2 separate regions of the Homo sapiens genome follow, and region 2 is linked to region 1. A link is a contact called in ENCODE POLR2A ChIA-PET data. All regions are on one chromosome and are shown on one strand. Each heading gives the region's core, a stretch centred on a gene start or an enhancer-like site at or near the end of the contact. The rest is flanking DNA. Distances are from core to core; before and after follow the strand shown.

Region 1 (3,703 bases), core at 1,020-3,519:
AGACTCTGCTGAGGGGGAGCCCCCGTCCGGTGTCCTGGCACCTGTGCTGGTGCTGGGATATCACCTGTCATGGTCCTTGCCCACTTGTTGCTCACCTCTGTGGGGAGAGATGGACAGTCGTTAAGTCTCCCCTCAGACGAATGTGAATATTCAGAAGGCTCGATTCTCCTAGCAGCGTTTATTGTCGCCCACTCTGCCTGACCCAGTGTTGGGCATAAGGAAAACAGAGGGAAAGAGTTAACCACCCTGGAGAGAGTTCCAGCCTCAAGGAGGAGCCAGGCAGGCTACAGAAGTCTCACAGTGAGGGCGTGGTCCTGCAGGTTGACAGAAGTTAGAGGACAGATCAGGGAAGGCTGCCTGGAAGAGGTGGCTTTGGGTTCATCCAGGCCCCCTGCCCACGTGTGCCTGGGTCTGCCCACAGGACAGAGGCTGATGGGAAATCCTACGTAAAGTACCAGGTCATCGGCAAGAACCACGTGGCAGTGCCCACACACTTCTTCAAGGTGCTGATCCTGGAGGCAGCAGGTGGGCAAATTGAGCTCCGCACCTACGTGATGCCCAACGCACCTGTGGATGAGGCCATCCCACTGGAGCGCTTCCTGGTGCCCATCGAGAGCATTGAGCGGGCTTCGGGGCTGCTCTTTGTGCCAAACATCCTGGCGCGGGCAGGCAGCCTCAAGGCCATCACGGCGGGCAGTAAGTGAGGGTGGAGCCCAGTGAGACTGTGGGTGTGTGCAGGCCGGGGAGTATTAAAGGTGGTGATTTTTGGAGACAAGTCTGGTGGCGTCCGTCCCAAGTGACCTGCAGAGCCCCTGGTTTCACTGCTGCTTCACTGATGTCCTCGGCCCCTTAGAACTTTCAGGTGTGCCGGGCACCCGCCTGGATGAGGCCAGGCTGCAGGGCGGCCAGGGAGATGAGGATGGCTTCCTGGAAGAGAAGCGTGGCAGTGGGCTGGGGCCTGGGGGGCTAGCGGGTGCCCCCGCTCCCAGCCTGTCTTCAGTGCCTGGCTGCCCGAGACCTGGCCCACTGGGGTCCCCTGTCCTTAGTAGGGCCTGGTGAGGTTAATGACAGGCCCAGGTTCACACTGCACACTTGCCACCTGGAGGACCACACAGCCTGCTCCTCAGGCTCCTCTTCTGTAAAATGGGGGCGAAGGTAACAACGCCCACCTCCCAGGGCCAGGGGAGGGCAAGAAGAGGGGCAAGAAGTTTTCACCCCTCGTGCAGGGGTTGGAAGGGTGGCAGCCAGGGTTCCTGCTGGGGGGTATGGCTGTCAGGCTCAGAGTGCTCGGCTTGGGCAAGGCCTTAGGGATGGGTAGACAGGGCTGTCGGCCCGGCGAGACTGATGGGAGTACCAGCCTTCCCAGCAGAGTTCCCGTAGCACAGCGTCCTATGCCTGACCCCAAAAGTGGGTACACAGGTTCCATGAGGCCAGGACGAAGGCTCCAGCTGCACGTGGCTTCCCCCGTGGGACAGATGCAAGTGAGACCCCAAGGGGAGAGCTGCTGTGCCCACCGTGGTCACACACAAGGAAGTGGCAGAACCAGGGCCCTGGGAGATCACTGAGCGCACGGCTAAGGAACCAGAGGCCCGGAGCAGGGGTGGGCAGGGCCCCCTGGGTCACCCAGTCTGGGAGCACAGGACGGGCACTAGCACCCATGGTTGACTCCCAGCTACACTCATGTCTCGTCGCTGTGGCAAGAGGCCAAGGGGGATGAGAGGACCACCTCCAGACAAGGCAGCCACGGGCAAGGGTGGGTGACAGGGCAAGAGTAGCACCCGCCCCTCGGACAGATCCCAAGGCCCCAGTGGCTGGCAGTCGGGGAGGCAGGCGGGCTCACCTCCGTGCGGATGGTACGGCTACCCTGGCCAGGACAGGTATTGACGTACAGGTCAAAGAGGACACTGGGTTCAGCCACCTCCAGGTTGGGGTCAGCATCCGCTCCAGCTTCCAGACCCTGGAGGCCCCCGAACACCACAAGAGCATGCCTGGCCCATGTAAGAGGGGGTCACCTGAGCGGCCACCGAGGCCCCACCCAGCACAGCGCCCAGACCTCAGTCCCTCCCCACCCCAGACAGCAGGGGCCCATCTGTGCAGCTTCACCCACCAGGCAGGTTCCTGGCCACATTCCTCCTGCCCTGGCCGCAGCCCCAGGAGGTACACACCTGAAGTTGGGAAGCTGGGCAGAGGCCACATCTGAGCCGCGCTCTGACGTCCCGATGGTCAGGTCATACCCATCTTGGAAGGGGGCCTCAGCAAACACAGCACCTGGGGGTGGGGCCAGCTCAGTGCAGGTCCTGCTCCCCACAAGCCATAGCTCCGGGTATTATGTGTGTGTGTACTGAGGCGGGGGTGGGTGGGAAGAGCTGTGTGGTGTGTGTGTGTGTGTGTGTGCGTGTGTGTACTAAGGTAGGGGTGGGTGGGTAGAGCTCTGCCTGTGTGTGCATTGAGGCAGGGGTGTGTGTGTACCGAGCAGGGGTGGGTAGAGCTGTTCCTGGAAAGTCAAGGACTGAGCAGGGCAGACACCAAGCCTGTGCTTGGCTGGGGAACAGGGCAGAGACTGGATAGGAAGAGGCACCAAGAACATGAAGTGGGCCTCTGACTTCTCTGGCCCTTTTGCCTCCATTCCCAACCCTACAGAAACATTATTGATCAATAATGATACTTTTGCTCAGTAGTCCTTAACAGCATTCCAGGCAGTGCATCCAGGGAGAACAAGGCCCAGAGAAGGGGAAGGACTTGCCCAAGGACACACAGCAAGTTGACAGGACAAAAACCCTGGTCTGATATTTGGGTCAGGCAAGGCTCCCGGCCACCTCCCAGAGGGATGGATGGATATTCAGAGAAGTAAGGTCTGTCCTTACTGAGGCAGGAAGCCAGTCGGACGGTGTAGCCCCAGTAGAGACCAGCTTTGGTGCGAGGGTCCTGCGATGATACCACTTTGCCATGGTAGGTCTTGCAGTCTGGAGGGGTAACAGAGTCTGTAAAGATGGGGTGAGGGAATGGAAGCAGGTGGCTGAACCCTGGAGCTCATCAGGCCAACCCAGGGGTTGGGGAACCTTCCAGATACCTGGGTGCTGCTGCTGGTTCAGTCGCACAGTCACCCGAAGCCCGGGCTCCAGGTTCTTGTCAATCTTCACCTCCTGGGGAGAAGCCAGAAGAAATGGGTGCCATTCCTCTCAAGATCAGCAGGGGCCACGGCTCTTCCAGATGCCACCAGGGGAGCCCCGGGGCTGGCAAGGGACCAAGGGGTCCAGGTCAACCTGCCACCCTCCACCCCTGGCACCGGCTGAACCTGCTCACAAGAGATCATTTGTGCAAAACACAGGTCACTGGCCAAACATGCACCTTTGGGGCGCTCATGGCACAGGATAGAAGTAGATGAAACTCAGTTTTCTACATTTTGGTAGCTCTGCAACTTTTTTTTCTTTTTTTTCTTTTTTAAGATGGAGTCTGGCTCTCTCACCCAGGCTGGAGTGCAGTGGCACGATCTCAGCTCACTGCAACCTCTGTCTCCTGGGTTCAAGTGAATCTCCTGCCTTAGCCTCCCGAGTAGCTGGGATTATAGATGCGTGCCACCACACCTGGATCATTTTTGTACTTTTATTAGAGACAGGGTTTCACCATATTGGCCAGGTTGGTCTCAAACTCCTGACCTCAAATGACCCGCCTGCCTCAGCCTCCCAAAGTGCTGGGGTTACAG
Region 2 (3,232 bases), core at 636-3,135, 660 kb after region 1:
CGGGGAGAGGCAGATTATATGAGACCCAAAGTCGGGGCTTCGAGATGGGGAATACTGGGGGACTGGGCATGTTCCCCTCTATGTAAAGTTTCCCAAGGACAGGACCTCCCTTCGACCGCGCCCCCACAAACTCTCTGCCCAAGCGCCCCATCTCCCAAGTCCTGAAGACCACTGGCAGATGAGGAAGTGGAGGCTCCGAGAGGGCAAGCCGTTGCCTAAGGCCACACAGCAGGGGAGTATAGGATACAAATCCGGATTTGGACCCAGCTGTACCTCGAAATTCCTTCCTGCTCCTAACCCCTCCCTAATACCGCCCTCTGCTGTGGGCGCAGTGGCACGTAGTGGGCTCGCAGTAAGGATGGGGATGAAGGAAGGAAGGAAGGGAAGAAATGCCTAGGCCAGGCTCTTCCCACGCCCCGGTCTCCGCGGCCCGCTCTTTCCAGCTCCGTCGCCCGCCCCCCTCTCCCCTCCCAGTCTAATTGGGAGGTCTCCGAGCCGTCTCTCCCGCTTCCTCAGGTTCCCCCGCGCTCCTCCCGGACCCCACCCCGAGGCAGCTTTCTCACAACGGGATCCTCCCCGGGCGGCGTGGGGACGCCTCCCGACCCCGAGGCCCGGCAGGAGAGCCGCCACCGCGGCCGGGTGGTCTCCGCGTCGCATGGCCCCTGCCGGCCCCCCCGCCCATGGCAGCTACATAATTAATTCGCCCATAAATAACTGATTGGGGTCGCGCACGCGCCCGGTGTCCCTAGGACTGGGATCCCCGTTAGGGTTAGGGGCGTGGGGGGTCGGGGGCCGCGGGGCTGTGCGTGCCGGGGCGCACGGTTTTGCTCCGCGGGCCTCTCTCGCTCCCTCGCGCCGGCTTTTTCCCTTTTTCTCTTTCCTTTTTTTCTTTCCTGGAGCGGAGCCCGGCGCCAGGAGTCTGGAACCAGCTTGACAGGCTTTTGAGTTATGGAGGGGGGAGGGGGAGAGGCGGGCGGCGGGGAGGGGGAAGGGAGGGCGCCGCCGCGGCGTGGGGGCGGGGCCGGCTCCCCGGTTTGGAGACTCGCCCCGACTTTGGGGTCCGCCAGCGGCGGCCGGGCGGAGGGCGGGGGACCGCAATCGTGGGGGGAGTCACCCCGCGGGGCCCGGCGGGCGAAACGGGCCGGGCTTCAGAGCCGCAGTAAATGAGGCCCGGGGCGGGCGGGGGTGGACACGGCCTCGGGGCCACGGCCTCCCCCGCCGAGCAAGGCATTCCTTTCCGCTGAACTGGGCGCCCGGGCCCGCGCCGCGCCCTGCACGCCTCGCGCCCGGCGATCGGGCCCAGGGCGGGGGAGCAGGGAGGCGGCCCCAGCCGGTCGCCGGCGCCCCCAGGCGCTGCTTCCCAGGAGCTCGGCTCCCCGGGATGGAAGGGACTGATACCCAGTTAATGGGCGTGGAGCCTGAGCCCCTGAGGGTCGTCGCTAACGGGGGTCGCTCAGCAGGGCCGGCCTCCGCTGCCTGCCCGGGGTGTCTAATCACCTCTCCGATCCTTTGCCCGGATCTGAGCTTCGTCATTCACGCCCCTCCTCCCTGGCGACTTTGGGCCTGGTGACAGTCCCCCGACCCTCGCAGAGCCAGGGGCACAGTAGGCGCCTTAGCCACTGGCAGAATTTCACCGGCGCTCTGCCCGACGCCCCCAGCCCCAGGGCCGGGCGTGGGTGGAAGTGTCTGGAAGGGTGGGTTCACCAGGGCTGGGCACGTCAGCGGCCCCGTACAGAGAATCCGGTGCCTGGGGTCTCTGGAGGGGGTACTCAGAGTATCCGAGGAGGAGACTCCTGGATGCTAACAGAGCCCCCAGTTAGGAGCAGTCCGCGAGACAGTTGGTAACAGTGCTGGCCTTGCCCGGGCGCCGGAAGGTTCCGTGAGGCCCAGCAAGTCCTGACTTGGCACAGGGCCCAGCACACGGTAAGCGCTCGGTACTTGGTCACTGTTGCTTGATTTTACCATTTCGGAGGGGCTCATCTACGCCTAGCAAAGCCCCCCTCCCGGTGACCCAAGGGGAGCTCCAGAATGTTGAGCGGCTGAGCGGCCTGGCTCCTCCTCTCGACCCCATCGAGCCAAGTGTCGAAATCATCCCAGACGAAGCTGCTGAGCAGAAATTTCCAGTCTCCCTGGCAAAGCTGGGAAGATTTTGGGTGCGGCTCAGAGACGCAGCTGGGTCGGCTCTGTGGGGCCAGGGCTGGGGAGGGACCCCAAGATGTTCTATGAGACCCAAGCAGCACCCCCAACTTGGGTTGGGGGCGTTGGGGGGTGGAGCCTGGCCTCCTGCTGAGCCCCAGAGCTGATACAGCACAGGTAAAAGCCCATTGTTCTCAGTGGTCCACAGAGGCTCAGGGCAGGAGCAAGATCAGGGTTCGGGTGCTGGCGCCACCCCTCGTTTAGCCCCTACCTGGGATCTGAGGGAGCACCCATCCTTGGAATGCAGGATAATAGGGTTGCTGTGAGGATGGAAGGAGACTGTGCCCATGAACACTTGACACAGCTCCCTGCCCTGGGGAAAGCACCCAGGAAATGCGGGCTGTTTGTCTTAGTGATGTTCCACTTAATAGCACTTGCGGTGGCTCCCTGGCCCCCGAGGAGCCCACCTTGCCAGTTCTTGGCCACAAGAGTACGAGCCCCTCTGTCAGGACGGTGGGTCTCATTGAGGCCATCCTTATCCTGAGCAACCTAAAGAACTCACATGGAACTTAGCAAACAGGCAGACCCTTGCCTTGTTCTCAGGGCTGTGTGATCCCGGGTGAGCAACTCGGCCTCTCTGAACCTGGTTCTCCTCTGCAAAACAGAGATGATGGCCTGGGACCCTCTCCCACTACAGGGAAGTAGCATTGGAGGGGGAAGAGACAGGGGGAGCGTCCCAGCACTGCCCAAAATTGGACAGGTGACTTTGGACAAGTCTGAATGAGACTGAATAAGACAAAACGGAGTAACATTAGAGCTTGCTGGCTACTCTCTGCCCTGGGCCGGTGCTAGATGTTTTACATGCACTGTTAATCACTGTTACTCGTGGAGGGAGATTTTATTATTAACTTTCTTTTCCAGATGAGGTAACTGAGGCTCAGAGAGGTTGATTCACTTTCTCAAGGACACACAGCTAGGAAATGATAGAGTCACGATTCAAACCATCATTTGTTGGCTTAGAGCCTGAATCCCTAAAGAAAAAGCAGGCAGGGTGTAGTGGCTCACGCCTGTAATCCCAGCAGTTTGGTAGGCTGAG

What was found. ChIA-PET counts read pairs that join two places held with the same protein, here RNA polymerase II (POLR2A).
Region 2: POLR2A ChIA-PET joins it to region 1 with 43 read pairs in PC-3. The contact joins two enhancer-like sites. POLR2A ChIA-PET finds 5 or more read pairs at or near these places in 2 of 52 experiments (PC-3 and naive thymus-derived CD8-positive, alpha-beta T cell).

The regions. Positions count from the first base shown.
Region 1 is chr9:128,821,907-128,825,609 of GRCh38, forward strand. KYAT1-SPOUT1 (KYAT1-SPOUT1 readthrough) reads right to left here. Exons shown (of 25, transcript NR_182311.1): 21 at 3,071-3,143; 22 at 2,865-2,963; 23 at 2,166-2,268; 24 at 1,841-1,988; 25 at 1-927. SPOUT1 (SPOUT domain containing methyltransferase 1) reads right to left here. Exons shown (of 12, transcript NM_016390.4): 8 at 3,071-3,143; 9 at 2,865-2,963; 10 at 2,166-2,268; 11 at 1,841-1,988; 12 at 1-927. The coding sequence ends at 859. ENDOG (endonuclease G) reads left to right here. Exons shown (of 3, transcript NM_004435.2): 3 at 422-770. The coding sequence ends at 704. Among named protein-coding and RNA genes, the nearest start is that of ENDOG, 5.3 kb to the left of the region's middle. Within about 2 kb of position 2,270, at least 2 of the 41 ENCODE cell types and tissues checked have a DNase peak (open chromatin) inside an H3K27ac peak, as active enhancers do.
Region 2 is chr9:129,481,711-129,484,942 of GRCh38, forward strand. No RefSeq gene overlaps it. Among named protein-coding and RNA genes, the nearest start is that of LINC00963, 5.3 kb to the right of the region's middle. Within about 2 kb of position 1,886, at least 36 of the 41 ENCODE cell types and tissues checked have a DNase peak (open chromatin) inside an H3K27ac peak, as active enhancers do.